Regions from separate parts of the Homo sapiens genome. Here region 1 is linked to region 2. The links are chromatin loops, found by intact Hi-C in ENCODE. Cell type or tissue: Calu3. All regions are shown on one strand. Each heading gives the region's core, and the rest is flanking DNA. Links, peaks and the distances in the headings are about the cores only. Region 1 overlaps LOC124904475 (a long non-coding RNA gene). Region 2 overlaps LOC124904475 (a long non-coding RNA gene).

What was found. Peaks named below come from ENCODE experiments on the same cell type or tissue, not always from the same donor. Only the 100,000 strongest peaks of a DNase experiment are listed, where the experiment ranks them.
Region 1: it touches region 2 in a loop (6-fold over the local background); 1 of 110 quality-filtered maps calls a loop at or near these places.

Annotation. Positions count from the first base shown.
Region 1 is chr1:193,778,876-193,795,142 of GRCh38, forward strand. The region is part of intron 3 of LOC124904475 (a long non-coding RNA gene); the gene reads left to right. Among named protein-coding and RNA genes, the nearest start is that of LINC01031, 480 kb to the left of the region's middle. In Calu3, for the core only: no CTCF peak of the experiment used is centred there; no DNase peak of the experiment used is centred there.
Region 2 is chr1:193,551,082-193,567,348 of GRCh38, forward strand. All of the region lies in intron 3 of LOC124904475 (a long non-coding RNA gene), which reads left to right. Among named protein-coding and RNA genes, the nearest start is that of LINC01031, 250 kb to the left of the region's middle. In Calu3, for the core only: no CTCF peak of the experiment used is centred there; a DNase peak (open chromatin) is centred at 7,650.

The DNA of each region.
Region 1 (16,267 bases), core at 3,702-11,701, 230 kb after region 2:
CTTTTTTGAGTCTTTTTTTTCCTGGGATCTTGATTTTTCTGGATTCACACTTCTTTGAGAAATCTATTGACGTTTTCCACCTGTGAAAGTGTGAAAAAGAGAGAGAGTTAGTTGGCAGTTGTGAATGTCTGGTGAGAGGAGTAGTCTAAGTGGTTGTTTGGCAGATCTTAAAAGGGAAATATGGAGAAAACATAACTGCAACAAATTAAATTTCTATAAATGGAACCTCTTTATTAACTAAAGGTAAAGTTAGAGTTAAAGTTTGAGCAATGTCAAGGACAGGAAGAAAACATCTTGTGTCTGTAAATAAATTCATGGGAAGACATGTGTCCACACAGGGCTCTCAGGTTTTCGGGGACCAGGTTGGTGGGGAGGAGTAACAACTGCAGAGTAATGGGAATAGAGGGTAACTGAAAATGAGAGTACACAGTGATTTATAATAAAGAATATTATGAGTCCTCCAGGTAGTGAGATTACTCTCACAAGTTTGTTCTTAGTGAGGCATACAGCAGGAAAGCAAATAGTCCAATGATTCCTACACCATTATAGGGAGGGAACACTTTAAGATTAGGAGCCATGTCTTATGTATCTACCTAATTCCATTCCTGATTCCTAAGTAAAGGGTGGAAGTACATGTTTGATTATTTGACTATTAGAACACATCAACTTTAATAAACTGGTAACTTAGTGGTACCAAAGAAATGGAGGAGGAATAAACATTTTACTCAAATGTATTGCTATTTAGAGTTGTCATATTTATAAAACAAAACAAAAATAACAGGATATGTAGGAAAATTGGAATTTTAGATAAACTTCAAATTTTTTTAGAATAAACATATCCCAAATATTGCCTCCTGTGTTTTATTTGGCAAACCAAATAGTATCAAATTTCTCAACACCACCTTGCCCCTTGTATATTTGGCTACATTTAATGTCTGGTTTGTTTCTTCTAAACATTCTTAATTAGAACTGGTTAATGGATTGAAGCTGTAACTTTAAGTTTGAATTTTGTCAACAAAAATTACATTTTATTTTATCTTTTCTCTCTATGATATAAAATGTAGTAATACTTTGAGGCCTGTACCATTAAAAAATGATAATGTCTACACTTTTGAGGACAACGTAAATTGACATCCTATTGCAGTTTTTATGGAATCAAACTGAGTTCACTGAATACAAATATCAAAATAACATGAATCATATCTTATATTATCCTGCTTAAGCTGACAAAGGGGATTCATAGACACAGCTGCCATTCCTTCAGGCATTTATTCAGCTCTCTTTTTACAAATATAAGTACCTACTCTCATCATTTTTATCATTTATCTCTGAAAGCTGAAACTGGTTGGACCGTATTTTCCTGCAACTAGAGTATAAACAGGATTTTCTAATAGAACTTGGAAATATGCACTCATTGTAAGTTTTATTATTTCTCCGGTTTCTTCCTGTAGAGTGAATTGGTTTAGGAACCTCTAGGTTACAAGAATCACGGCTTATACGTCTTTGTTTATATATTTAGAACTTTAGTTATAGAAGGCATTCTGAATGTATATTGTTGATAATGATGAATAAAACAACTGATTCCCTTAATAAATGACTAAGACCATTTCTTATTTTTTAGCCTTTTATGTTTTGACATATTCTAAAAGTAGTTATCTTCCTTACATGCACACACAGATACATGTAAGCAAAGTATATGTGTAGTGCAATTTTAAAGTTTAAACCCTTTACATGTAATGTCATGAAGGAGCTCAAGTGTGCTTATTTCTTATTAAACATTTACTTTTGAAGGTTTTACTTGTAAAACTCTGTTTTAACATCATTTTCATGATGGAGTAACAATTTATGGTTTTGACTAATAGCTAGGTAATATTCCCTATTTCTCATGAGTTAGGAAAATTGGGCTGCATATAATAGTAATATCAAAACAGTGTGTTAAATTATTTTTTAAAAAACATTGATTATTCCACATAACAGAAACAGTATCAGTGTTGGTTCAGTAGCTCCGTGACATCCTTCTGCACTGCCATCATCAAAGCATCGGGCTTTGCTTTCAGGTTTGTTGCTTCATGATTACAAGGTGACTGCTACAGAGCTAAACATCACATCCTCCCTTTACCAAGTCCAAGGCTTATGTAAGCCGTGGGGTTAGAATGGCTAAAGAGTTCTCTAAATGTTTCTGTTTTAATCAGAAAGCAAAACATTTCCCAAATGTTTTCCAGCAGATTTCCTTTCCCTGCAGAATAGATTCGGGGACCATGTTTTGCTTTCTGACCTTTGAGAAGCCCACCACCTCAGTTTCTTAGGCTCCATTCTAAGTCTCATTCTAAGTGTTAAAAGGAAGATAACTACTTTTAGAATATGTCAAAACACTGTTGGGAGGTCATTCATCCCAACAGTGAGGTTTAACTCTTGCCTTTGTGCTTGCAGACTTTAGAAAAATGAGACTGTGATGGAAAAGTCTCATTCTAAGTGTTAGTAGATATTTCTTTAGTTCTTGAATTTCTGTGTTTGTGTTGGTTTAATTTTGAATGAAGTGAAGTGTGAGAACATTGTTATGAGCTGAACTTCTATCATGCTAATGAACCAAACTGAATTATGCAATTTTATTTATGTGACATTTCATGCTTATGATGTAATGATATAAAATAGGCTAATAATTGAGACCAACATTAGGATTATAAAGAAAAGATCTTTACAATCTTAAATAAAAACTTTTTCTTAAAAAAAACACATTTAGCACTTAAAATGTAATACCTGAAATTATGAAACTACTAGAAGCAAACATTGGGGAAATGTTTCAGGACACCAGTCTGGGCAAATTTTTTTTTTGGGTAAGACCTCAAAAAGTACAGGCAACAAAAGCACAAATAGACAAATAAGATTATATCAAGCTAAAAACTTCTGTACAGAAAGGGAAAGAACCAACAGAGTGAAGCGACAACTTACAAAATAAGAAAACATATTTTCAAACTCTCCATTTGATAAAGGATTAAGAACCAGAATATATAAGGGACTCAACTCAATAGCAAAAAACAAATAATTCAATAGAAAAATGAGCCAATGATCTGAATAGACATTTATCAAAAGAAGACATACAAAGGGCCAACAGACAGGAAAAAGTGTTCAACATTACTAATCATCAGGAAATGCAAATCAAAACTACATGGAGATATCTTCTCACCCAAGTTAAAATGTTCATTATCAAAAAGGTAAAAAAAAAAAATACATAAACAGATGCTGAAGGGGATCTAGAGAATGGGGAATGCCAGTCCACTGGTAGTGGGACTGTAAATTAGTACGGCTACTATGGAAAACAGTATGGTGTTTCCCCACAAAAATTAAAAGTATAACTGCCACGTAATCTTAGCAATTTCACAGCTTGGTACATATCTTAAAAAAGGTAATATACCTAAGAGATATTTGCATACTCATGTTTATTGCAGCACTATTCATAACAGTGAAGATATGAAATCAACCTAAGTGTTTGTCAATAGATATGTGAATAAAGAAAATGTCTGTATACACAAGGCAATACTATCCAGCCATAGAAAGAAAATAAAATCTGTCATTTGCAGCAACATGGGTGGAACTGGAAGTCATGTTAAGTGAAATAAGCCAGACATAGACAAATATCCTATATTTTTACTCACATGTAGGAGCTATGAAAGCTGATCTCATAGAGGCAGAGAGTGGAATGCTGGTTACCAGAGGCTGGGGAGGGTAGAGGGCAGGGGATGAAGGGAGGTTGGTTAATGGGCACAAAAATACAATTAGAAGAAATAACTTCTAGTGTTTGATAGCACAGGATCGTGGCTATAGTTAATAATTTATCATATATTTCAAAATAGCTGGAAAAAAATGATTTGAAATGCTCCCAACACAAAGAAATGATAAATGCTTGAGGTGATGAATAGCTTAATTGCCCTGATTTGATCATTACACATTGTATACATGTATCAAATGATCACATGTACCCCATAATATGTATAATTATTATGTATCAGTAAAAAATGTGGCTTTATTTTTTGTGATTTTTTAAATGCAGATTTTTAAATTTGGTTTTATGTTCTTGTGTTGGGTGTTGACAAGAGTAGAAATGAGAAGGAGGTGGCTTAGTGAAGGTTAGTATAGAGGAAGAAATGGTTTCTAAAAAATTTCTAGCAAGAACTCTTTTTGCTGGGTTTGGAAAAAATAACAATGTTGCCATTATATTTACCTGAAGTTAGGTGATTGACCCTTCAACATTGTGTACCAGAGCCTTAAATTATTACCAGAGCCAAGGAAATCTGTATTTGGCAAGATGAGAGGTATTGTCTAGTGGGTGCCAGGATAAGAAAACTGAGTAATTATCTTCATAAGACACCATGGAAAACAAGTCAAAATTTAGACAGGCATGACAAAGTGAGAAAACTCATGTAAAATGAATTCTAGAAGTCATTTTAGGATGTAAGAGACAGTTATACAACAGAAGACAGATTAGCAGCCCAAACATATAGGTAGATAAGGAATTGAGTGATGTCACCAGTTTTCCGAATGTTAATGTAATTCTCATGCAAAAACTGTGGGTGTATGAGAAAATTGATAGCTATAACTCAGTTTTGAGTAGATATGCATATTCTGGAGGTTGTAAGGAATAGGTTTTGTTCTAAAAATATAAACTGAAGCAAAATAATTGTAATTATTTCCCAACATAAATGTACATCAAATCATATTGTACACTTTGAATATATATATAATTTTTGTCAATTTATATTATACCTCAATAATACTGGGGAAGAAGAAGGAACTTCAACAGGAAAAAATAGTATCATAAAAGAAAATATAGGATGAAGATTTCTCTCCTTCCCATCTCTTTATTTTCATATCCTAATTATTTTCTGGTATCAGAAACAGAAACAAAATGAAGAGGTGACTTAGATTCTGGAGTATGTCATATGGTATTGTTATAGAAGTAACTATAATCTTATCAAGTTGCTCAAGTTTACAAAATCAAGTAGCACTAATATTCTCTAACAAAATATAATAGAATTCAAAAGGAAGCATTTGAGTTAAATATATAGTAATATATAACATGGAAATATAAATCAGATTTTGCTTTTATGGAAATGTTATGTCAACATATTTATAAGAACTAGATGCCTATGTTTGGCCTGATAATTCATTATGGACTTGGTGAAATAAAAGAGCTGATGACTTCTGCTGTGAAGAAGCTTACAGCTGAGGAGGAGAGATGCAGTCAATTGACAACTCTGAAGTAACCTGTTAAGTTGTAAAGCACAAGTTCTGGCTTCTATAAACTCAGTTTCCTGTGTGTAGGCCTTGCTCTGAAAGGTTCCATTTAGACTGTAAATTACATTACTCTTGAAAGAAAGGCAGAGTATCAAGTATATTAATCTCCCAGAAAGCATCTTGGGCCTATGCATGATGAACAATAATGGAGTAAGTAGAAAGTCACAAGCGATATAGTATCTGAAAATTTCTAAAAGCCAGAGGGAGAAACAGGCTAGAGGTGTGGTTGTATATTTTAAGAGGGCAGATTTTGATGGTTTTAGAAAAACATTGGTAAAGACTCTAGATAAGCTCTTAAGACTAAAATTTTAATAAATATATTACAAATTAATTAGATGAGAGAAAGACATTTGGTGAAACTCATTTAACAGAGTAGATAATTTCTTTGCATAGCGATGTCATGCAATATTGAAGAGGTGGCATTTGGGTGGCTCTAATATATATTCTAAGAATGATATCATTAAGGTAAAGACTAAATTTTTAAGTGGAAAGAAGCTTATAAAAATGTTAAAAACAATAAAATAGATTAAAAAAATTTTTCACTATCAAAGAGAAAATAAGGACAAGCAAGACCATGGCTAGAAATAATAACAGCATATGAAGAGTTGATAGTGAGAAAGGATACCTACTAAACTCTTAGGTTGCTTCAGTTTGTTCTATTGTGGCAACTGATTGTCAAATTGTTAAGGCCAGGAGTATTACTGATAAGATGAAAATAAGGTCCAAAATAGTTGAGAAGAGTGGGAGGACTTACAGAACTTTATGTGGACTCATTTCTTCTAAAGGGAGTGGGTGCTATCACCAAGCACACAGAGAACCTGGAGATGAAATTGGTGAACTGCTATCAGTTATTTTGGTGGGATGGTGATAAATAAAAGGAGCTCCAGATTAGAGATGGATCACAATTTTACTGGCTTAAATATGTGTGTAAACTTTCCATAAAGACTGAGTGCAATATAGAGTTGTTAAAGATAATTTGTGAGTTTTCAAAAAAAGTATCGATTTCTTATTTAAAAATGGCAGTCTGAGTTCAAATAATACATTTCTTTGTTTTTGAAATCTTTAGTAAAATGACGAGAGGGATATATTAAAAGAGGAGACTCAATATTACTGCTAGACCATAATGTAGAGTGTCATCTACATGTAAGAAACTTTGAGGAATTCTTCAATATGCAGTGCAGGAAGGTTCACATTGAGGGAAAGATCAAACATGCATAATTGTTAACGTGTAAAAAGGAAAGTTATCCTAGAAGAACACCCCAGAATAAACCTAACAATTCTGCCTAGTAAGGGAGGCAGGAAAGAAAGTACATATAAGGGAAGGTCAGGACAAAAATAATTGAGCAATTATCCATCCTGCTATGATCTGTAGCATGTATCAACTGGTGGAGCCCACAGGTGAGAAACCGACATTACCTAAGTAAAGTGATGGCACTCTAAATTAGGTAAAAAAGGTAAAATTATGCATTATAGCTGCTTCCACTTTAGCTACTTCTCCAGAATGCTGCATCTTCATTAGTTAACTTTAAACTGCAGTAATCTGTATTTTTCCCTTATTCTTTCATCTGGACCTGAAATCTTTGATTAGAGACCACACATTGTCAAGTGTACACCCAGGAAAGTACACTGTTTTTTGATATACGACAAAAATTTTAAAAAAAACCCTTAGTCTGTAAGATAAGCAGTGAGAAAAAAATGTGGAATGTCTAAAAATATTGAACGCTTCACAATATTGGCAAGTTTTAAGAAATAAACTTGTTTCTCTTTTATAGAAGTGAAGACGATGAGGCAGTGACAACTTCAGCTATAGATGCTTTGGGATATTATTTCTTCTCTCAGCTAGGATAGTTCAATTTACATTCAGGATTATTAACATAAACAAACTGGAAAGCTGGAGAGGCCAGAATTAGAAATGATTTTCTTCTGTTGTTTGGTACCAGCAAGTCTCTGTTATGGTCTTTAGAGACATTTGTAAGTACTCATTCTGGGAACATAGCTTTCCAGAACTAATTGCTGTAGAACCAGAAATGGCATGTTTTCTAAGCTTTTGGCATGATGGGTCAGTGCTATGATCTTTATAGTGTAAGCATGGCATGGAACCAATTCAGTTACTGAGTTGCTAAAGAACTACGCCCATTCCAATGAGAGGCATCTCAGGATATAGCTACTAAAAACAATTAATTCTGCCTGGTATCAAGAGCTCCACCAAAAGTGGGCAGAAAGAAAATATTTGGGAGCAAAAATTGTGGCCTTTATTTAGACTTTATTTTGTTTATTCTATTCTTGTATCATTATTGTCTGTTAGGTATGTAGGCAGCACATAACTTGTCACTCAGTTCATATCAGTTTACGTGGTTTTTTGTTTGTTTTTTGTTTTTTATTGTAGAGACAAGGTCTTGCTCTGTCACCCAGGCTGGAATGCAGTGGCACAATCATGGCTCACTGAAGCCTTTTACAACTAGGCTCAAGTGACCCTGCCATCTCAGCCTCCTGAGTAGCTAGTAGCTAAGACTATAAGTGCGTGCCACCATACCCTGATAATTTTATTTTTGTAGAGACAGGATCTCACTATGTTGCCAAGGCTGGTCTCAAACACCTGGCTTTAATCTGCCTTGGCTTCCCAAAGTGGTGGGATTACAGGTGCAACCACCACATCCAGCCTACAGGTCTTTGATTTGGGAGGAAACAAACTCCAGGAGAAAATGCAGAAGTCTCATTTCTATACCTGGTCCTGAATTACACGATGAGATTGCAACCAAACCCAGGTTCAATTGCTCATGGCTCCAAAGCCAGACTAGAAAGACAAGAGGTGATGAGAGGAAAAGCAGGTTTATTCAGGAGCCAGCAAACTGAGGAGATGGCAAACTAGTGTCACAAAGACTATCTCAGGTTCTTCAGGCTGGCCAAAGGAGTTTTAAAGGAAAAGGGACTTGGGAAACTATGTGCAGGTCAGCATGTCTTGTTCCAATGATTATCTTAAGCAATAGGCCTCCTGGTGGTCTGACTGGCATCAGCTAAACTGCAGCCAGATTATAGATTAACTGATTACAGATTAACATTTACTTCCAGGGGTACGCTGGGGAATGTTTTACAACCTTGGTTTTATCTCAAGTTTCCTGAATATTTAAGCAAACACATGGGCGTTGTAAAAAAAAAACTACCATTTACTTATATAAGGGAGTGACTGCTTCAGTTGCAAGACTTTGGACCTTAAGCCTGAACCTGAGGTGGCAATGGGATGAGGCTTTGGGGATTTGGGGAGGGGATGACTATGTTTTGCAAGTGGAGAAAATGCAGATTGTGTCCAGAGGGTAGACTGTGGCAGATTAATGATGACATTCTTTGATATTCCTCTCATTAAAATATGGATCTTGTGTCTCCTCTCCTTCATTTGATCCAGGCTGGGCTAGGACTCTGTTACCAGTACTATATGGTGAACTGATACTAGGTCAGTTCCAGGTCTAGCTTTTAAGAGTTCTGGAAGTTTCTGTGTCTTTCCTCTTGGGACCCTGAGCTGTTATGTAACCAGTTCAACTATCTTGCTATAGAGACCATGCAGAGAAGACTTGAGACTACACAGACAGGGAGAAGAACCTGGCTGAGCCCTGCCTTCCGACTGTCTTTGCCCAGTCTAGAATGCAGTCCTGGGAAAATCTACATGCAGCTAGGGTAGAGTAATGACTGCTGTAGACAGAATGTTTGTGTCCCCCAAATTCAAATGTTGAAGCCCCAGTCCCTGATGTATTTGGAGGCAGAGCATTTGGGAGGTAATTAGGTCATGACAACATGATCCATATAAATGGGAATAATGCCTTTATAAGAAGAAACACAAGAAAATGATCACTCTCTCTCCCATGTGAGGATACAGAAAAAAAGGTGATCCTCTGAAAACCAGGAGTGGGGGGGCTTCACCAGATACCAAATCTCCTGGCACCTTAATCTTGGACTTCTCAGCCTTTGAGACTGTAAGAGGGAAATGTTTGTTGTGTAAGCCACCCAGGCTATGGTATTTTGTTGAATAAGACGATGACTCTACAAGATTCCTCACCTTCACCCTAACCTCACCATACCATCCCTGTTTGACTAAAGGCATAATAGTTAAGTCTAATGTGTTCAGAAAATAATTTGAGGGAATATTGATGGTACTCTCATTCTGATTTCTTTGGGGGCAATATCTTCCTTAACACTCCCTGGCTTTTCTTCACCTCACACTCTAATTGGAAATTTTGGTGAGACGAACTTTGTTTGTGTGGTTCACCCTTTTCTGCCTCTCATTATTTTGTATAACAGCTGCCTGTAGGGAGCACAAAATTGGTTGGTTCTCTATACCATGAGTGGGAGACCTCAGTTTGTTCTTCTAGTTGAGAATTCTAATCCTGGGATTCTGTGTTGAAACCCATTGCTGGTACATGAATAAGCCACATCCTCTTCTTTAGCTTTTATCAGTTATGAAGGTGATGTTTTGATCTCTAATTGCTTGATTTATTATGTGTTTCTCTCAATTGATCCTAAACTTTTGAGGAGAAAAGTGTGTTATTTATTGGTAGCTTCAAACTGAAATATCTACGTGCTTTTGTCAGGGCCCACCTGCTTAAATACTAAAGTCAAAATAAATAAAGGTACACGAGGAAGGTGGGGTTTAGAAACAGCATATGAGAAAAAGACATGGATCTTTCACTTATTTAAATTATGTGCTCTCAGTAATGCTGTTGCAATTTTAGCCTATTAGTAGAAGTAAATCATCTAGAAAATATTCTTTGTGCTAGTCAGTTCATAGTGGAACTATTTTTGCTAAACTCACAGGTGATATACTCTAAGGGGTGATTGGTTAAATGAATAGATTTAAAAGAAAGTGACTTGGATAATGCAAGATAAACATTTTGGCTATTGAAGAATGATTGAGAAAGTTTGAGATGCTTAGCTTTGAGAAGGGCAGACTCATGGGGATATGAAAATTTTCTTCTGATACTGCAGGTTTGTCATGTGAAAGAAGAATAGACCTTGTTCAAGCAGTCCCTGACTCTGTTTGCAAGTTTCAAGGAAGCAGATCTGGCTCAAATCTCTCATTTTTCATAAAATGAGAAGAGTATCCTTGGGAGATGGTGAAAAATCTCCAGAGGTTTTCAAGCATTGATTAAGCAACTGTTTGCAAGCAATATTTTAGAGGGCATTCAAGTACCAGATAGCCACTTGGAAATCTCTAAAATCTCTTCAAACCCTGAACTTTTTAATCTTTTAATTCTATGATTTAGACTATGTGATACAGTCTAGGGTGCTGTGGAAATGCAGGCATAGCACATATCAAGATAGTGAGTAATGCTAATGGAGGTTTCCTCAGCTATCCCAAGGAGAGGACTCACGATGGAACATTACCTTTGACATCCACCCTAGTCTAAGCCTCAGTTCTGCATAGCAGGAAACATGATTTTATCATTCTGTCAGGGTATATCAGACTCAAAAGAGCTTACGCACTCTAATGAAGTTGACATGAGACTGATATATGCAACCTGAATGCCAATTTATTCATTTATGAATAGAAATAAATCTGTTAATGGAATTTATATTCCATTCCTCTGGCCAAAATTTCTCCTTGTATACACAATACGATAGAAGCCAAATTAAAGTAAGACTACTGTTTGGTGAGCATGGGATAGAAGGAAATGAGATAACTCTAGGAAGTTAAGGTTTGATCATTCAAACCATCAGCTTGATTATCCTTCTGTATAATAGTGGTATAAACTGCCTCCTGGATATAGCAGGTCTTCTTGTATTATTGCAGCCTTTCCCTTAGTCTGCATTTACTGGAACTGCCCGTGCTTCTCATTCAGCTATTCTTTTTCCTAGGCTTCCTGGAATGAGCAGTTGCTTTTATCTTTCCTTAATGGTTAAGAATACAGGCTGTCTGTGTACTAACCCAGGCTCTAACACTTACTGCTGAGGTTTCTTTGGCAAGTTGCTTAACATTTTTATTGTTGTCACATCTATAAAGGCATAATAATAGGGTCCATCTCTCAGGATTGTTGTAATGATTAAATGAGAGAATATGTATAAAAGAGCTTCGAATAATTCCTGTCATACATTAAGCACTCAAATATTAGTGATCATTATTATTAACATTATTATTACTGAAATTTCAGCCAAGTTACAGTTAAGTGATTTTGTTCTGAGGGACATAGGGTTTATTTTGCAAAAATATTTTGTGTTTTTGTGGATATTTTGATTTAGTTTTGCATGATAAAGTTACTGGCTTTATTTCAGTATTCTTGAAGGGCATTTCACTATTTCTTACCCACCTACACATATACCAACATCAGGTGTACAGGTAGTCAGAGAAAGAGAAAATGTTACTGTAGGCTATAATTTGTCGAGGGAAATTGCAAGATTAAATAAATGTTAAATTTATGGCAGAATTGGAAAATATCAAACAAGTCATGTAAAGTGCATCAAACTTTCTTTTAAAAGCATTTTGAACAGAACAAAAGATAAAATTTTATGACATTGAATTTTTCTTTAAACAGTAATGCTATATCTGGAAATATTTTAGTTGGAAAGTGAGGTTCCTTTGGTGATCATTTCTCATTTAGCCCAACTGATTAAATAAATATCAAATTAAACAAAAATCCAATAAAGAGTTTCTATAACCAGATTATTTTATATTCTACCTGATAGGTGAGGCACTGGCCACTGACTTTGCCAACTTATTTGCCTATAGGTGTGATCCTCCCATCTAATGTGAATGGCATGACTACTTATTTACTATGCTGTATATATATAAATATATATATGAATATGTATAGGATATATATTCAATATATAAGTTAGTCCTGGCTTTTGACAAGAGAGAGAACCAAAAGAGATGCAAGAAATAAAAGAAATTCTATTTGGAGTGAAGTTGAATTCTGGTTTTTTTTTTTTTTTTTTTTTTTTAGAAGCAGGAATTTGGTTAATACAGAATAGTAGTCAGATTACAGAAGTCTTAGTCTTAGATATTTCTTAGGACTCATCTTCTGTATTCATTTCCTAGGGCTTCCACAACCAATTGCAAACTGGGTGGCTTAAAACACGAGAAACTTACTGTCTCAGAGTTCAGGAGGCCAGCGATCTGAAATCAAGGTTTTGGCAGGGTTGGTTTCTTTTGGAGGGCCAGAGGGAAAAACTATCCTATGCATCTTTACTATTTTCTGGTGGTTGCCCGAAATCACTGGTATTCCTTGACATTTCAATCTCTGCCTTCATCCTCACATCACCTTCTTCTCTTTGTCTCTCCTCTGTGTGTCACTGTGGCCTCTTTGTTTCTTGCAAGGACACCAGTCATTGGATTTAGGACCTCCTCTACATCCTGGATGAGTTCATCTCAAGATCCTTAACTAATTTTTTTTTTTTTTTTTGAGATGGAGTCTCACTCTGTCACTCAGGCTGGAGTGCAGTGGCACGATCTCGGCTCTCTGCAACCTCTGCCTTCTGGGTTAAAGTGGTTCTCCTGCCTTAGCCTCCCGAGTAGCAGGGATTACAGACATGAGCCACCATGCCCAACTAATTTTTGCATTTTTAGTAGAGATGGGGTTTTGTCATGTTGGCCACACTGGTCTCAAACCCCTGACCTCAGGTGATCCACCCACCTCAGCCTCCCAAAGTGCTAGGATTACAGGCGTGAGCCACCACGCCTGGCTGATCCTTAACTAATTTTATCTGCAGAACCCTATTTCCAAATAAGGAACATATTTATGTTTTGGCAGGAAAATAGAAGTCACACTCTATTAGGTGCCAAGACTTTCCAGTTGCACATGGATTTCCTGGCAGGGACTGGTGAGGGTGCTATACAACACACTGCATTGTTCACTGTACAGATGGGAGTAAGGAAAATTTGAGTGCAGACAGGAGTAGGTATTTCGGTAGAAAGTTTAATACTGATGATTTCTATATTTTTTGGGAAATAAGTTCATCAAAAAAGCCTACAAAGTATGTAGATTTCAGTCTAGTTGACAGAAGGCTGGAAATAGTTGATGTGAAGAATGGAAGAGATTTGACTGACAGGATATATTACAGTTGAGGTTTGTAATCATAAATTTAGAGTGACACTCATCTGTTACTCTAAACTTGAACATCAGATTACTGGTATGGCCTGCAGACCCCTCCATGATCCTAACACAAGTAACACCTTCAACTTTTTCTGTTTTATTTTCAGATACAGCTACACATAGTTATTGCTGTTCCATAATATTTCCTATCAGAATCATACGTGCATGCCCTTAGCCCCTTTTTTTTTTGTCAGTTTCTTTTCTTTCTATTGAGAATTTATCCCCGAAGATCTCTCATGTATAGTTATCTCAGACAAGCTATTTTTAAATTAGTTACTTCTTTTTCCATGTTTCCACAGAATGGCTTATTTATATTTAGTTTATTTCTTTCTTGCATCTCTTACACTTAGTAGTCTACATGTCTGTCACACCAGATAGACTGTAAGACCTAATAAGGGAAGGATTTGATCACGTTGACTTTTAGATATCTCTTGCATCTAGTCCATTGCATTGCACAAAATGGAAAGATGATAAATGTTTTTAAAATTGAGTTGGTGACAGCTTGCTGTTACATTTATGTTTTACAGTTCATAGAGGATGATAAATCTACTGACACAAAATTGTTACAGCTATTTGTTTTTCTAGTAAAAGAGATAGATTAATAACAAGCAATCTCTTCTATCTTGCCAACTATTCTTTGACCATATTTTGACAATGCAAACTAATAGTCTTGAAACACAACTGGCTTATATATGAATTTAATTTGTGCCTTATTACTGTAATAATATTTTCAAGACAGTTAACTTGTTGCTAGCAATATTGTCTCCAAAGATTGGCATTGCTTATTATTATGAATACATTGTTGCATTTTTTTCTAAATAATTGCTTAATGAAAGGCCATTTTTTTAACTTAAGCCTGTATCCATACACTTGAAATCACTTACTGAATGCTCTCTTTGTATAATACCTACCTCTGTGTTGTGGGGAGGAGTACAGCAGTGAGTGTAATACATGAATCCTGGCCTCTGGGGGTTTATGTTCTTAAACACATAGAACGACAAAGACTGATATCACAGGGATTATGTATGTGCCAAATGACATAAAGAGATTCTTTCATGATGACTCTAAAAATGTTGAACTTACAGGAGTAGAGAGTAGAATGGTGGTTACCAGAGGCTGAGGGTTGGGGTGGGGAATGGGGAGAAGGTGATGAAAGTATAAAAAGTTTCCGTTAGAAAAAAGAAATAAGCTTTCAAGATCTGTTGCACAGCCCGGTGAACAGAGTTAATCATAGTGTATTGCATATTTTAAAATATTAAAAGACCAGATTTTAAATGTTCTCACTACAAAAGAAAAGTATTTGGGGTGATAGATATGTTAATTAGCATGATTTAATCATCCTACAATGTGTACATATATTAAAACATCACATAGCATTCCATAAATATATAGAATTATTGTATGTTAATGAAAAATTTTACTTATCTTAATTTATCAAGATGTACCCTACATGTCATTATTCCTGGAAGGCAGATTCTGGTTTCTATTTGTATTGACCCAACCATCATATGCCATCTCCAGATTTTTTAGTTTCTAGCAAGCTAAATGTATTGATAAAGGCATTTGTAGCTACTTAAAAATGGAATACACACACACACACACACACACACACACACACACAAACACACATACTTTTCTTCATTCTTCATTTGGAATTCACTCATAAGGGAAAATGTTCAATTAAACAAAACTTGTAGAGAACTAAGAAAAATTCTAAGAAAAGCAACTGTTTTTCTTAGAGGACAATTAAAAACCTAAAAATTTATCTCATTAAATGAATGTGTTAAATTTAAAAATAGATTCCATTTGTTATTTGGGAAATAGTTGCTTCTGGATATTAATGTTTAATGGCTAATGAATAAGTACCTGAAACCTATTAAAAGCATTCTTTTGAGACCTGAATTATTATGTAAAACAAAAGTAAGCAGAAAGTTTGGGTAATATTTAGTGTGCTTGATAGTATTCTCTTGAAAATAGTAAAAGGCAATTTCTATCTCACAATGTGTTCATTCACAAATGTTTTCTCAGGGCCGAGCAAAGTCTTGGTCTCACAGAATTTAACTGTGAATAGCCTCAGAATTTTCCTACCTCCCGAGAGCCTGCATTCTAGTGGCAGAAGATGGTGTAATTACAGACTACATAAATGCTCTCAGTAAAATAAGTATGATTATGCAGTTGAATGTAATGAGGAGGCCTAATCTGATAGGATTGTCGTTTAGCCACAAGCCAAGACCTAAAGGTTGAGAAAGAGCCAGCCATGCAAACAATGAGGGAAAAACAATCCTGTCGTAAAGTAGCTTTCTCTGCTTCACAGTAGAGTTTATTCAGCTAGATCCAGAAATGTACATGCAAAAGGGTATTTATGTTCTTATTAGAAAGTAGAAATCACATTTCATTATATACCTATCTTTACTTGGTATGAACACGTTTTTTCAAATGATCATATGCTTAATAAGGTGAAAAATATGCATTTTTAAATGAAGAGTAATTTGCATTAAAATAAAATGGAGCTTGTAAAGTTCAATTGCCTATAATCTCACCAAGACATTCTAACATGTACTTTTATTGAGTCTCAATGTGTTACAGCATGACTGCATTAAGCAGCACACCCTCAATGAAGAAAAAAGGAAACCTTTGAAAAACACATCCAGAAAGATGCTTTATGTAAATGTAATGACAATACAAAGTAAGTTAATGATGGAATTTGGAAAAGAATATTCATTGAAAATAGTTTTTTCTTAATTATGCATTTTTCCATATTGTGTACTTCTGAATATTGTATTGGGCCAACATTGCACAATATGAGTTTTAGTTTCAACTATGTTCTTCAGTCTCTACACCACAATAGAATTATTTAGAAAAATGAGAAAAGAATTTTGCTAACTGTGATTAGGTTT
Region 2 (16,267 bases), core at 3,749-11,748:
TATGAATGAGAAAATGATATTTGAATATCTTATATGAATTAAAATGATATTTAGATAATTTGAAATAATTACAAGCTCACGTAACTAGTTTGTGGCAAAATAGAGACTAGAATTCAGGTCTCCTAACGTGTCAATGTGAGACTGGGGACAGAGGCTGGGAATGTGGCTCTAGTGTGTGGCTGTGTTGGTATGAAGCCTTGTTGAAGGTCTGAAAGACCTTAGAACCATTCCCTCCCTCTGCCACTTTCTAGCTTGGTGAACCAGGATAGCTTAGGCTCCCTGGGATTTGATGAACTTGTCCTAGAACAAAAAGGTCAAACAAAATGATCTCTAAGGCTTTTTCCTTCTAAAATTCAGTGATACAAATTTAGTCCCTGCCCTCCCCACCAACACACACACACAGGTTTAGTATCCCTAATCTGACGAACTGAAATCCTCCCAAATCCAAAACTTTTGGAGTACTGACATGACGCCACAAGTAGAAAATTTCGCAGCTGACCTCATGTGACGGGTTGCAGTCAAAATGCTGTAAAAACTTTGTTTCATGCACAAAATTATAAATATTCTATAAAATCACCTTCAGGCCATGTGTATGAGGTGTATATGAGTCAAATGAACTTTGTGTTTGGACTTGGGTCACATCCACAAGGTACCTAATTATGTATAGGCAAATATTCCCAAATCTGAAACACTTCTGGTCCCAAGCATTTTGAATAACGGATTCTCAATTTGTATATCTCTGTGTGTGTATATATGTGTGTGTGTGTGTGTGTGTGTGTGTGTGTGTGTGTGTGTGTGTTTATTTTGGAACTACCTCCCTTAAGGTTTTACCTGTCATGAGTCAGTCATTTATGTAAAAGAGAAACTTAACTTTTCTATTGGTGGGAAATTTTATCTAAGAAATAAAGAGTAGTTCAGTGGTAGGTAGAAATTTGGACCATCAAAGATTTTTTCTCAGTTAATATACTACATCAAAGTTTGATTTAACAAAGGCAAATTATAAATCCTCAATAGAACAAAATAGCATTAATTTATTTTTAAAACTTTAAAAGTGAGATTTTTGTATGTTACCTTAGTATTTGTATAATATAGCAAATACCCATAGGTTAATATAAAAACACTCTCTTTATTCTTCTTTCTTCAAAGCACCTCCCAGTACCTGAAAAAGTGTAGCATATTTAGGTATGTACTGTTTACCGTCTGCTCCCTACTAGTGTAAGTTCCCAGAAGGTGTGACTTGTTTTGATCCTACTGTATGTCTATCATCAAGAGCACAGGTCAGGAAACTTTTTGTGTAAAGGGCCAGATACTATTGTAGGCTTGGCAGGTCATACTGTCTTTGCTGCAGCGACTCAACTCTGTTGTAGCATGAGTGTAGACACAGAAAACCCAAGCACTTAGTTGTGGCTGTGTCCCCAGAAGGTTTTATTTACGAAGGCAGATGTTGGTCTGGATTTGGCCTGCAGGTCATAGTTTGCTAACCCCTGATCCTGGAGCAGGTCCTCTCCTATAGTAGAAACTCAATAGCTGTTTATTAAGTTAATGAGCGAAAACAGTAATTATTATTCATGTAAGAAATGTTTAAGACATTTTATTGCTTATCCGTGCATCGTTAGCCCACTCTGGACGAAAGTCCCTGCTTGGAAGACATATTACTCTCTGATCCATTCTTTTCTGTAAGATTTCATTTATCTAACATTTGGCCATGTGGCACCAGCTTCCTAAGTTTGGATCAACTTCCTATTTGCCTTCAACAAGTGTCCTTTCTCTTGTTTTTCTTTCTCTTGTTTCCTTGTCCTATCTTAAAACCTATCTTTTTATCAACAGTCTTTATTGATTTTTTTTCCTCTGACATTTCTACTTTCTAAGCTTGTACTGTCACCCCAAGAATCATGTTCTTGGCTTAAATGATTTCTTTAGCATAGAATTTTGAGCTTTGGAACTATCATATATAACCCTGTGATTAAAATAAATTCAGAGGAAGAAACCCTTCAAGATTTTGATTTAGGCTTTATTTTACTTTTAAAAGTCTTGTTAAAATTACGAATGTCTGTTTAGGAAGTAGGAAGAAAAAAGAAATTAAGGATATAGTTTAAAGTTGATAACTCCTTTAGGAACCTTTAGACTTTTTTTAAATTTAATAAATTGAGCAGAGAATAAGAGAATCTAGAAATCTGAGGATTTTCTATAATGCTTTTTAGTCCAGATTTTCAGTTTTTTTTAAAAGAGATTTTTATTTGGCCAGAGTAGAAAATAAAATTTAAATGCCATAGATGCCGTGTCTATGATTTGATTTTCTTCTGCTTACCAAGCTAATAAGTTCACCTGTTACTATTTCATGGATGCTGGCAGAAAATAGAATACTCCTAGATTAGAGACAAAGGACTTTATGGATTATGACATAACAAGCAGCAAGGGTATCAGCATATTCGTGTTGGCACCCCTTGCTCCCAATTCCTACAGAACTGACACAGTACAGCCCAAATATATGCTAAGCACACAGTGGGTTTGCGCTGTGGCTGAGGAGTACTGAGTTTGGAGAGTCTACTGCTTTTATGCATAGTAAATACAACTTGGTCTTTGTCTAGAGGCAGAGGCTAACTCCTCTGTCAGGGTTGCTCACTGCAAACACAGCCCTGAGAAATGGACTGAATAAAGAGTGGTCAAGGTCTTGCATTCTTGACACACCCAGTATGACATAAAAGAAAGCACTAGGCCTGAGGAGGACTGTCTCTCCTGCCAATAGGTAGAATGACTGGAAGCAAGAAGTTACATGAGACTAATTGGGAGTAGCACGGGTTGGCCCTAGTGATCTCCTAGAGAAGAAATCAATGTAAAGACAGGAGGTCTGTTAAGCTATGCAATATCTTATGGGGCTCCACTAAACCTCAAATGGTTATATCCTAGAGACTATTTCTGTCAGCCAATGAATATTTACTTATGTCATCTGAATATTTCTTGTCAGTTAGATACCAAGTTTAAAATACACATACCTAATTAAAGATAATTTTGATTAAATAAAATTTAACTAGAACTTAACTTGAACTTTCATAGTTCGGATGCTCTATAATTCTTAAGTCCACAGATATTTAATCTCTCCATGCTGAAACTTGTTTATAAAAGTTTCTGATTAAAAACACTTCTTTCTTTTTGTTGGATTCTTGTCAATATGAAATTCACATACAACTTTGGCACCAAATTAGAAGGAGGGGTCTGTGACATGCGTAAATTATTACAGAGCTAATATGTAATACATTTAAATCTAAGGAGTACAGACATTGGTGTGACACTAATAAACCGTGGATTTTCTTGGTATTACTAGTACTATCATAGATCCATTTCCATTGCCCAATCTGAAACTCAGCTTGAATTACTAGACTAAAAATGAGGGAAAGCTATTTGTGTTTTTGACTCTGCCTTAGGCGTTATAATGTGGGCATAAAATCATGAAAAAGGGCAAATCAAAACATTTTGTTCATACTCTTTTTATTTAAAAAAGGTAGTAAAACAACCCTGAGTATGAATTAAGATTTTTAAAAGATTTGGAAATTTTCATGTAAGAGTTATGATAGGACAAGAGTTCTTTTGGACAAAAGCACTTTTATGGGTTATAATTTTCCATGTTGTTGAACAGAAATGACAAAACTAATGAGGAAAACAAAGTATGTTTTAAATTTTGAAATGCTAATTATATATTACAAGAATAATTTCATTTTTGGCTATTTAGTTTTTAAATTTTGATGACTAACACAACTCCGTGTTTTCCAGCACTAGCAAGCAGCGTTTAGATATTCTTTACAATTCTGAGTTTGGCGTAAAGTTGATTCTCAGGATACTAATGAAAGATTTATAGAGTTGGTCTAATACAATAATTGGAAGCCATTTCATAGTGGCCATGACAATCTTTCTTCCAGTTTTATAATTTTAATAGGTGTTATTGGACTTCTACAATATGGAGTGTGTATTTTTCTCTGTTAGTAGTTTACAACCAAGTGTGAGAATATACATATACAATAAAGACTAATATAAACCATATTAATTAGTTCAGGTATCAAAGAACTACAGAAACTTAGAAATTCAGGAAATTTATTTACATGATTCATTGCATTAATAGAGCAAAGGAAATATTATTTTGATCAATGCAAAAAACCAAACAACAAAAAAAAATCCCTTCAGAAAAATCAGTAAGTACTCTGTGGTGAAGGGCTTTTTAACCTCAAAGTCATCAACCGTAAGTTCGCACTTTGATTAATTTGATACCAAAATTTAAGGTTTTCACTTTTATGAAGGTCACCACATATACAATTCATGGGCAGCCAACAGGATGAAGAAGATATTTGCAATTCTAATATTGATGAGCTACTTTCTGAGTATAACTTACTCCTGCATATCAACAAGAAAAATCCAAAACGGTGCAGATAGGTAAGTTACTAAAGAGGAAAATCGAAAGGCCAACAAGTATATAAAGGTGAGGTAGGAGGCAGAACTCTACTCTGGAGGTGGGGCTTGGTCATCGGACCAAATTGAGGATTCGCTAAAACAAGTCAGGGGCAGAAGCACCTCCCCATAACACAGGCCCACCAATGTGCTGTGGCAATACCCAGAAATTACCACTTCTTTCCACGGCAACAAGGAGATAGCCTGGAAGTTACCACTCTCATTCTAGAAATTTCTGCATAAACTGCCCCTTACTTTGCATATTATTAAAAGTGGGTATAAATATGAATGAGTGCTGGAATGCCTCTAGGCTGCTATTCTGGGCACACTGCCTATGGTTAGCCCTGTTCTGCAAGGAGCAGCACCACTGCTGCTGCTGTACACTGCTGATTCAATAAAAGTTGCTATTTAACACCACTGACCCACCATTGAATTCTTTCCTGGAGGAAGCCAAGAATCCTGCTGGGCTAAACCCCGATTTGGGGGCTTGCCTGTCCTGTATCAAAGGGATGTCCAATTCAAATAATCAGAGAAATGAATATGAAAACAATTAACACTTCTGAGAAGTCATCAAACTGTTTTTAAAGGGCCAGATAGTAAATACCTTAGGCTTGGCAGGCCCTATTGTCCCTTTGCAATTACTCAACCCTGTCACAGTAGCATGCAAGCAGCCTAGGCAATACATAAACAAATGGGCATGGCTGTGTTCCAATAAAACTTTATTTATATAAACATGCAGCTGACCAATAGGCCATGGTTTGCACATCCTTTTTGCTGCCAACAATTAGAAAGATGGACGATGGCAACTTTTTCAGGCATGTAAGAATATTGAAATTAACATGGCGCTGGTAGGAGTTGATTGTGGCAGCCACATACTACCTTGTTATATTTAGCATTATGTCATATTAAGTATCCTTCAACCCAAACTTCTACTTCTGAACATATGTCCCACAGACATTCTTTAACAGATTCATGGGACACATGTCTGAGGCTGTTCATTGCTGCATTGTTTGTGGTGGGGAGAACTGAAGGCAATCCGTTACCAGGGGAGTGGATGCTAAGATGTGGTGGATTTACTAAATGGAGAATCAAGCAGAACTTCTGTGCAACGGGCTAGATGAACAGACAGTTATATGGATGGAGCTTAACAACAGTTCTGATTAAATGGTGAAAAACAGAAGAAAATAGAAAATAAACACCCATTTATAAAAATGTATGTACACCGCGCAAAACTACAGTCTTTCAGGAACACATGCAAACAAACGTATACATGTAAACACATTAGAAGGTGTCCATGGAAGAAATCGGGAAATGGCGATTACAAGAAACAAAATGTGAAATAGGACTTTGGGAGACCCATGATGACAGGGTGTTAGGGACTCAGGAGAATGAAACACTCAACCCTGTAATGGAGAGAAAAGGAATAGGAAATGGAAGAAGAGGCAAATCTTCTAAGGAAGTGCCACCAAAAGAAGGCTACTTCAACCTTCCGTGAGCAGTGAGCAGCCAAGCTCCCCAGAAGCTCCTTCCCTGCTGAAGAGCTAGGCCCGCATTCCTTTTCCAGGATCTTTGCTGTATGAATTGATGCCATATGACATCCTCCCTGGCTCCACTCTGTCTGGTTCATGGGCCCAAACCCCACCCTTAACACCATCTCCATTTTGCTGACCTGGGTCTAAGACCCTTTGTTTCAGGACCTGTTTTTGTCTGTCTGCTCATGGCACCTTTAGATTTGACATTTCCGGCCGGGCGCGGTGGCTCATGCCTGTAATCTCAGCACTTTGGGAGGCTGAGGCAGGCAGATCAAGAGGTCAGGAGATCAAGACGATCCTGGCCAACATGGTGAAACCCCATCTCTACTAAAAATACAAAATCAGCTGGGTGTGGTGGCACACGCCTGTACTCCCAGCTACTTGGGAGGCTGAAGCAGGAGAATCGCTTGAACCTGGGAGGGGGAGGTTGCAGTGAGCCGAGATCGTGCCACTGCACTCCAGCCTAGTGACAGAGCAAGACTCTGTCTCAAAAAAAATTTTTTTTAAATATATTTGATATTTTCATTTTTTGCCTTCACTTGGAATTGTGTGTTTAGTCCTGACTTAATCTGTTCTATAGTGGTTGGTCACACTCAGTCCTACCTCAACCATAGTGCCTCAAACTAGACCCATGATAAGGTAGATGGGAAACTCAGAGTTCTAATGAAAAAGACAAAATTTCCTTGTATTAATGCAAGCTATAAAGAGCTGTCCTAGGCATCCTGTCTATGCCAATCTGTAAGAGAATCCACTTCTCTAAAATAAGCAAATGAATAAGTAAAGTACACAAGATTAGAAATCCTTAGAATTTTTACTTTAAAATTTAAACCCTTACCACAGATAAACTTCTCTAAGTGAATAGTTGAAATTTTTTGTGTAAAATTCAACATAGTTTTGGGGTATGAATAGCCTCATCTTTGCCAATCTATATACTTTCTATTCAAAGCCCTAATTTTTATAGGTAGATAGAGAACTGGGCAAAATAAATTTCCTAATCATTTTGCAGGCTATAGAATAGTACAGAGAGCGGTATCTCTGAAATGATTTGAGTATTACCCTGTTTCAAAGAAGATAAGATTTGGGGACTTCCTTCAAACACCTGCTTGGATACTTGTATACCCCACAACAAAACAGCCTAATATTTGGTGGTACAAATTTACAGAGAGAGAAGAATGCATGTTGCTTTCTTTAATGTAGGATCTTCATTTTGATAAAAGGACTTAGTGCAATATAGTTTTTAAATAATAATTTGTCTAATAATAATCTGATTTTGTTAAAAAATAGATCCATGTTGAATTTCCCACATATTAAAAAAGCAAGGTAGACATATTTCTCAAATGCATTCCACACATGATGCACTTTGTAGGTACTTATAAATCCTTTATCTTAGAGAGTATTTCTTCTCAAGTTTGCTCATTGTTGGAATGACTCCCTGTGTAATTTCCACTTACATTTAGATTTTGTTGTTTATAACAATGTGTTCCATTCAGTACAAAAGGGAAGACCATCTAGAGATGACTCATAATCTTATAGAGGTGGTTTAGTCATAGCTTTTCTAATTCTGTTCAACCACTGGAGCTATTAGCTGTATTTCCTTCTCCCAGATCCAAACCATAAACACCCGACTGCCTTAGCATCTGCCAGCATCACCAGGCATCTGGACCAGTGGTAACGGTGTAGCCAGAAGTCACACAGAGTTGTCCGGGTCACTTCCTTGGGCAATCTTATCCTGACCTTGGCACTAAGATCTGTTGGGTGTTGTCCAACAAAAGTTTCCTCTTGTAGTGAGAATTCACTAAGAGTGTCAAAACGTCTTTGCTTTTTGTGGGTATGCTTGGCAGGCAACCCTATTTCCTCATTTCTACTTGATTTTTCTCAACCTCCTGACTGTGTCAGCAATTGTTGACTTTTTGGTGAGTGTTAGTACCAATTTGACTTCTCTGGATGAAATAGCTGGATACTGATTTTTATTTTACTTTCTGTTACAAAGGTAACTATTTGTCTTCTTGGTGACATAAGTGATCTGGCTACCTGCAATGTCATTTTACTTAAGCTGTGCAGAGTGGATGAACATGATACAAAAGCATGGTTGTGTTAGGGGGACAGTTCTTGGTCTGCAAACAGTGTATTTTCAAAAGGTTTTTAAAAATTAATTTACAATTTGGGGAAGAAGAAAATGCACTTGACACCTAGGCCTCTAGGAGAATATATTTTATAAAAATAAGTAAATATATATCTTGAGTAATATAAATGCCTTGGCTCTAGTAAACCAGGTGAAAATACTGACTCTTGGATTTATGATGTCTTAGGAGGATTTTTTTTAAAAAGAGGATTTTCCTCATTCCAATCTTTCAAAAGCATAATCCTCTAGATTTAAAGAGATTCACTGCTGTTTGAAAGGGGTCTGAGCTGTTAAAGTTCTCTTGGGCAGCCAGCATGCTGAAGCCTCTGAGTAGGTATGTGAATCAGCAAGATATTTTTTTCCTTTTAGTTTCAGTGCAGTGGGTAAAGCCTGACAAATAAATCCAACGGGAGTAGGAGATTGGAGATGAACCGTATTTTAGTGAAAAAACTACGAACAAGAGCTGTTAGCTTATTTCTTTGCCACATAAAGCGCATAACCAAGTACAGTACTAAGTAAGTGTCCTTAAGGCACTTAAATTCTTGATGACTGACTTGCTAGAAAACCATATTCACTCACTTTGGGTGGCATCTTTTGACTGGGGATCCTTACAATGTTAGCTGTTTAGCCTTGTGCAGCTGTATACTTCTAGCAAGATCACACATGAAACTCATGCTGTAACTCAGATGAGCAGAAGAAATATGATGGGTTCTATCTATAAACCATCTGATTTTAAAGAAGAATTTCAGCGGTTGGTTTGGATAATGTCCAGTCTTTCTTAGAGAAGAATGCTCATTCTATTAGAGTTTCAATGAAGACCTAGGAAGGGAGGAATATGGCCTATGCAATCTCATGATGAGGCAGAAGAACTGAAGTCCATGGATAAAATGCCCTTAGAGTGTCCTGTGGTATTGAGGCAATACCTCTACCCACTTTTCCACCCGGGCATTTGTAGATGAGACCTGTGGCTGATGTAACCACTGATCTGGTCTCTTTCAAATTTGCTTCTGCTGACTGCAGGTCCTGAATGTCTGATGCATCCTGTAGCCCACTGGTCCTTCTTCCCTTATCCATCCCTCCTGCAGTGGGCCTTTTTGATGTGCTACTCTTCTTCAGCTCAGAATCCACAACATAAAGAAAGGACAGCTGAAGAAAGTGATTCTCAGTGTTTCCAGTTGTCTGACCCCATAGCCCTACCAGATTTACCATGACGTGTCTTGCTCGAGGAAGGAAAGGGAAGCCCTGCCCTGCATCGTACCCTCCTTTTGTTACTGAGAGCTGTGACCACTGACTTTACTTTCCTCCCTCCTCTTTCTCTCTTCTCCAACTCAAAATACCTAGGGTCTGGATTAGAATGACCAGCCATGCTGGTTTTCCCAGGACTAAGGTAGTTTTGCTGGATGTAGGACTTTGATTTTCAAAATCTAGAAAGTCTAGGCAAATTGAAAATAGTCGGTCACCTTTTTTCTCAATTCCAGCCTATTGAGTGATTCTCAGTAGTAAATTGGGATATTTTCTCTACACACAGAACTCTATGGTCTAAATTCTTTTGATCTCGTTAAAGATATTCTGATGAGGGAGCAAATCTTTTTGCAAGATTTGCTTCAAAATGCTATTTATAAACATAGAATCTCACTCTTCTAGAACTGTGTCCCCATACCAGAAAAAGAAAATCTTGAGCCAGCTCTAGAATATATTATACATTTAGGAAAAATAAAGAGAAAATGTGAAAACTATCATTATTATATAAAAAACTCTCCTTTTAAGAATAGAATAAGCTTATCCCATTTAACTGAAGCAGTGATTTTCACAGTGAATTTCTATGACAGCTAAATTTTAGTGAGCTGTTTCAGGGTTTTGATTCAGCTTTCACTAAGCAATATGTGCATATTTCTTATATATATTCATATAGATGTATAGATATCTACATGTATATGTGTATATGAATAAAAACCATTATTGAAAGTCAACACATGGCTGGGCATGATTGCTCATGCATGTAATCCTAGCACTTTGGGAGGCCGAGGAGGGTGGATTGCCTGAGCTCAGGAGTTCAAGACCAGCCTGGGCAACAGGGTGAAACCCTGTCTCTACTAAAATACAAAAATAAAAAAAAAAGCCGGGCATGGTGGCGGGCACCTGTAGTCCCAGCTACTCGGGAGACTGAGGCAGGAGAATCGCTTGAACCTGAGAGGCGGAGGTTGCTGTGAGCCAAGATCGCACCACTGCACTCTAGCCTGGGTGACAGAGTGAGACTCCAGCTCAAACAAAAAAAAAAAATGTCAACACACACTTTTAAAATAATATATTCCTTAAAATACTGCCAAATGAGACAAAGTATCCTTTCCAGAATAATACATTTTTTTGGATTAGTATTTTATGCATATTAATTTCTCTTGCCAGAACTTGCAACAAATTTCCTGTCATCTCACTCATAACTCTTCACATTTTAAATTACCACAAGTGAATAGAGACCATTTTTTTCTGTTTATTGTTTTATCTCTCACACCTAGCATGACTCCAGGTCCACGGGAATATTTAGTAAACACTTTCTGAATGAGTGACTAAGTTCTGAGGTTGCAATGTTTTGTCATTTGTAGCTATTTACCTGCAAAAATCAAAATTTTTCTATGTAGTACGCATGCAAAGCCAAAAACTGAAGCAAATGGAAAACAAGGATGATATTCATACTGTAATGTTTGTAATGGCTCTTTGAAGAATTATTTCTATTTTGTTAACTTTTGTTTTCTCAACACAGGAATAGTTTCCATCACTTAGCAAAGGTTCAATAAATATTTTTTGAACTAGTGAAACTGGTGTCCACTGATTGCAAATATTTGTAGTCATCTGTGATGAGTAACGGGACCCATAGATTTACATTTCCTAAGTCCTGGAAGCTGTGACAGTTGTCTTACATGGCAGGGGGAGTAAGATTGCAGATGGAAATAAGGTTGCTAATCAGATGACCTTAAGGAATTTTTTCTAGATTATCCAAGTGGCCCAATGTAATCAGAAATGTCCCTAAATGTGGAAAAGGAAGGCAGAAGAATCAGTGATAGAATGATAGGATGTGAGAAAGATTTGACTAGCATAGCTGGCTTTGAAAAGGGAGGGGCAGGGCACAACCCAAGGAATGCAGGTTGATGGAAAAGGCAAGAAAGGAATTCTTGCATAGAGTCTCCAGAAGGAAAGCAGCCCTGTGGCACTTTGATTTTAGCCGGGTAAGGCATGCTTTGGACTTAGGTCCTCCAGAACTGTAATATAATAAATCTGTGTTGTTTACAGACACGAAGTTTGCAGTAATTTGTTACAGCAGCAATGGCACAGGGATATATTATCAAAAGAGTAATATATCATTGTTCTCATTTTTTTAATAAGTAAATATTTTAAGTTAGAACTTATACACTACTTGCACAATACCACTCAGGTTTTATTTTGTGTCCCTCACTAGATTGTAATAAAAGGGTTCTACTTTTTGCGCTAAAAATGATAATTTTTATATAAAAAAGGCACAATAGAACTAGCTGTTAAAGTTTTAAAATACGTTTTCTCTTACTTAGGTTTACTAAACATCTTGAGTATCTTAAAAATAACTTTTATAATTTTTTTTTTTTTTTGTTAAAGACAGAGACTCTCTCTGATACCCAGGCTAGAGTGCAGTGGCGCAATCTCGGCTCGCTGAAACCTCTGCCTCCCAGGTTCACATGATTCTCCTGCCTCAGCCTCCCGAGCAGCAGGGACTACAGGCACGTGCCACAACACCCAGCAATATTTTTTTTTCTTTTTTCTTTTTTTAGTAGAGATGGGGTTTTGCCATGTTGCCCAGGTTGGTCGTAAACTCCTGAGCTCAGGCAATCCTCAGCCTCCTAGGACTACAGGCAGGAGCCACTGCGCCCAGCTTAATATATTTTTTTAATTACAAAAGTAATTACCAAAGTAATGTTCACTGTCGAATATTTGGTGAAGCAAAAAAAAGACCCTCTGTAACTCTAGTACCTCTCCCATCCAGATATAACCACTGTTAATATTTTTGTGCATATCCATCTAGCTGTTTTGAAATGTTTATATCTGTACATTTTTTTTGCAAAATTGCTATCTTACATATGACTTTAGTCAATTTTTCTTAACATTTCATACTTTTCTATATTACTAAATTTTTTTATGATACAGTTTTAACACTTGGATGGTATTTCATTACACAAAAGTTACATGATCTACATCTGTAATATTTAGGTGGTTTTGTGAAAATTTTTAGCTTCTATGTGCTTATTGTATAAGCATTCAGATAAATAAAAAGAAAATGAATTCTTATCTAACCAGAAATAACTACTGTTATCACTCCTTTTATATTCACAAAAATTAAGTGTGTGAATATCTACATATCTGTTGTCTCAGAATATATAGTTCCTGGCGGCCAGGCATGGTGGCTCATGCCTGTAATCCCAGCACTTTAGGAGGCTGAGGCAAGCGGATCACAAGGTCAGGAGTTTGAGACCAGCCTGGCCAATATAGTGCAACTCTGTCTCTACTAAAAATACAAAAATTAGCCGGGCATGGTGGTGCCCTCCTGTAATCCCAGCTATTCAGGAGGCTGAGGCAGGAGAATCGCTTGAACCCGGGAGGCGGAGGTTGCAGTGAGCAGAGATGGCAACTCTGCACTCCAGCCTGGGTGACAGAGCAAGACTGTCTCAAAAAAAAAAAAAAAAAACACACATATATATATATATATATATATTTGCGTATATATATACATATATATGCGTATATATGTCTATATACGCATAGATTTGCGTATATATGTCTATATACGCGTAGATTTGCGTATATATGTCTATATACGCGTAGATTTGCGTATATATATCTATATATATACGCGTAGATTTGCGTATATATATCTATATCTACACATATATTTGCGTATATATATCTATATCTACACATATATTTGCGTATATCTATATCTACACATATATTTGCGTATATATATCTATATCTACACATATTTGCGTATATATATCTATATATACACATATATATGTGTATATATCTTTATATACACATATATATGTGTATATGTATCTTTATATACACATATATATGTGTATATGTATCTTTATATACACATATATATGTGTATATGTATCTTTATATACACATATATGTGTATATGTATCTTTATATACACATATATGTGTATATGTATCTTTATATACACATATATGTGTATATGTATCTTTATATACACATTTATATACACATATATATGTATCTTTATATATATACATATATATTTATATTTCCTGGCACTTTTAATGACTTATATTTTGTCTTATTAATTTATTGTAACTTAATCCAAAATACTGTTAGCTGTTTAGTTTGTTGGCAGTTTTTTTCTTTTTAGAAACAATACTTATTTTACAAACAAATCTTATTCACATTTAAATTGCTGTCTTGTGATAACTTTAGAAAACTGATATTTACATGTAAAGAGGATATTTACATTTCAAGGCCTTGGATTTGTATTTAGGAAGTGATCCTCAGTAACCTGAATAGAATTGCGTTCTGATTAGGAATAAACATATAGATTAATTACCACCTGTAGAAGAAATTCAAATCTAATTGTTTTGATTTGCTTCTCCATAAATATATTATTAAGGTTTGGTTTTTCTTTCTTTCTTTTTTTTTTTTTTTAAACAAACTGACTTCCTATATGCTTTGTCCATTTTATGCTGGGATAGGCGGCAGTTTAGTAATTGATGGCAGCTGTTTACAGACTAGATTGATTTTTTTCATAAATTTTTACATTTCACCTCTCAATTTTATAATTTTTATTGGAAAGTGAACCTTTTAAATCTTACGTAGCCAAATCTATAAAACTCATTTTTAAAGATTCTTCCTTGATTAACTTATGCAGAACGAAAGTTTTTGTTCAATACAATGTAAATATTCACCAGTTTTTTTTTTTTTTTTTGAGATGGAGTCTGGCTGTGTCACCCAAGCTGGAGTGCAGTGGCACAATCTCGGCTCACTGCAAGCTCTGCCTCTCTGGTTCACGCCATTCTCCTGCCTCAGCCTCCCGAGTAGCTGGGACTACAGGTGCCTGCCACCACGCCTAGCTAATTTTTTTTGTATTTTTAGTAGAGACGGGGTTTCACTGTGTTAGCCAGGGTGGTCTCGATCTCCTGACCTCATGATCCGCCTGCCTTAGCCTCCCAAAGTGCTAGGATTATAGGTGTGAGCCACTGTGCCTGGCCTATTCACCAGTTTTTATTGCTAGTGTTTTTGTTTAATTCAACTCATTCACCCAATGTTTTTGTTGTATATAGACTTGTTGAAGATCTAGCTTATTTTCCCCACATGATTAACTAATTGCCCACTTATTAATTTATCTGCTCAGATTTGTAATGTCACTTTATACTATAGTGTCACATAATAATTTCTCATAAATACTAGGGTCTGAAGGGCTCTTTATTCTGTTTTGTTGGCTTAGCTCTTTCCTTGAGCTAGTATTTTATTTTACCCATAAATAATATTTTGAAAATGTTGATAGGTCCTTAAAAAGAACTATATTCAGTGCTTGTAGGACTTAAAATTAGAAATATTAAAGTTTAGTGTATATTAAATCATCCTTATTAGTTGTAGTTTTCTAATCCTCTTTGTCTTCTTTTTCGCCACTTGGTGTTTGCCTGAGGATGATGTGTCTCGTATTCCTGTGTTTCTATCAGCTTTTTAAATGCATTTGCTTTTTATACATTAATGCCATGTTATCTGATATATAGACATTCAGGACATATCATTTTTGTAGATTGTACTTTTGTTAATATAAAATAATCCTTTTTATGACATATAATATCTGTGCCTTTAATTCAACTTCTTCTGATATAGATATTGTCATACTCTTTATCATTCTGATATATCTTTGACTTTCCTCTCACTTTTCATCTTCTTTGTATTTTGTCTAAATTGTTTCTTGTAAGTGGTACAGTTTATTTTTTACCCAGTCATCAAATTTGTCTTCTAAAAAGAGAATCTAATTCTTGTGCATGTATAATTCAAAGTAATATATTTGTCTTTTCTACTTCACTTTATACTCTTAAAATAATTAGTAGCACTTTTTTTGGTCTTTTGTCAAATAGACTGCATTTTCTTATCAGTCAGAAAGATTACAAGAGAGCACAGTAGCATATTACAACACAAATAGCAAATAAACAGGAGCTCCCACGAGTTAGGTCATAATATGTTCTGGGCTGAAACCTCATTTATGAGCCTATTTGTTAAAAAGCTGGACCTTTGACAAACTGAACACCTAGGTGTTAATGTGAATTATTTTTCATATCTTTTATTCTATTCCAGTATCGTAGGTATCCATCTAGTGCATCTCTACTGGATTGAGGTGTAATCTTTCCTTGCCTCCCTGCTCTTTTTCTGGTATTTACCAATTCAGCACACATGAAACTGGAATTTACAAGGTGCGTTTTTGCCAGTGTTCTTCCTAGGTGGAGTCTTGCTACTTTAGAAACACTTTATCCCAGGGTGCATCAGACCACTGTTCATGCCTAATGTGTCCAGATACTTCCTAATACTTCGATTTCTCGAAGGTATACCTATGAATTTTAAGAAAAGTACTGGCTCCACCCTTTCTCTGGCTGACATATGTCTCGTGTCATATGAATATACCTCAGTATACAGACTCAGTGTTAAACTCAACTCTGAGGTTGGAAGGAGAGAGAGAGAGTGTATGTGTGTGTGTGTGTGTGTGTGTGTGTCTGTGTGTGTGTGTGTGTGTGTAGCTGCTAGCTGTGATTCTCATTACAGCTTCCAAAATCTCATAATTAGTAGACAATCTTAGAAGATTCCAGCAACGGGTGTGCTCTCATTCTATTCCCCCCTTGCCCCATTATTTAGTGCACTTAAGAAAATCTTTTTCTGAATCTTTAAAGGTATTTTACTGAATAATTCCTAACCAAGGTTCATTTTAGTCTGGGTCTTGGCTTTCTCACTTTGTCGTTATTTCTGGATGACTGGAAGAACTGTCTCTCCGTATTTTCTTCTCCTCCCAGCCCAGTCTGCCTTACACACAGCTGTCAAGATAATGTTCCTGAAATTTCTAATGGTTTTTATTCAGTGTATCCACTCCAGCTTAGCACAGAAGTCTGCCACCATTTGGTTTCAACCT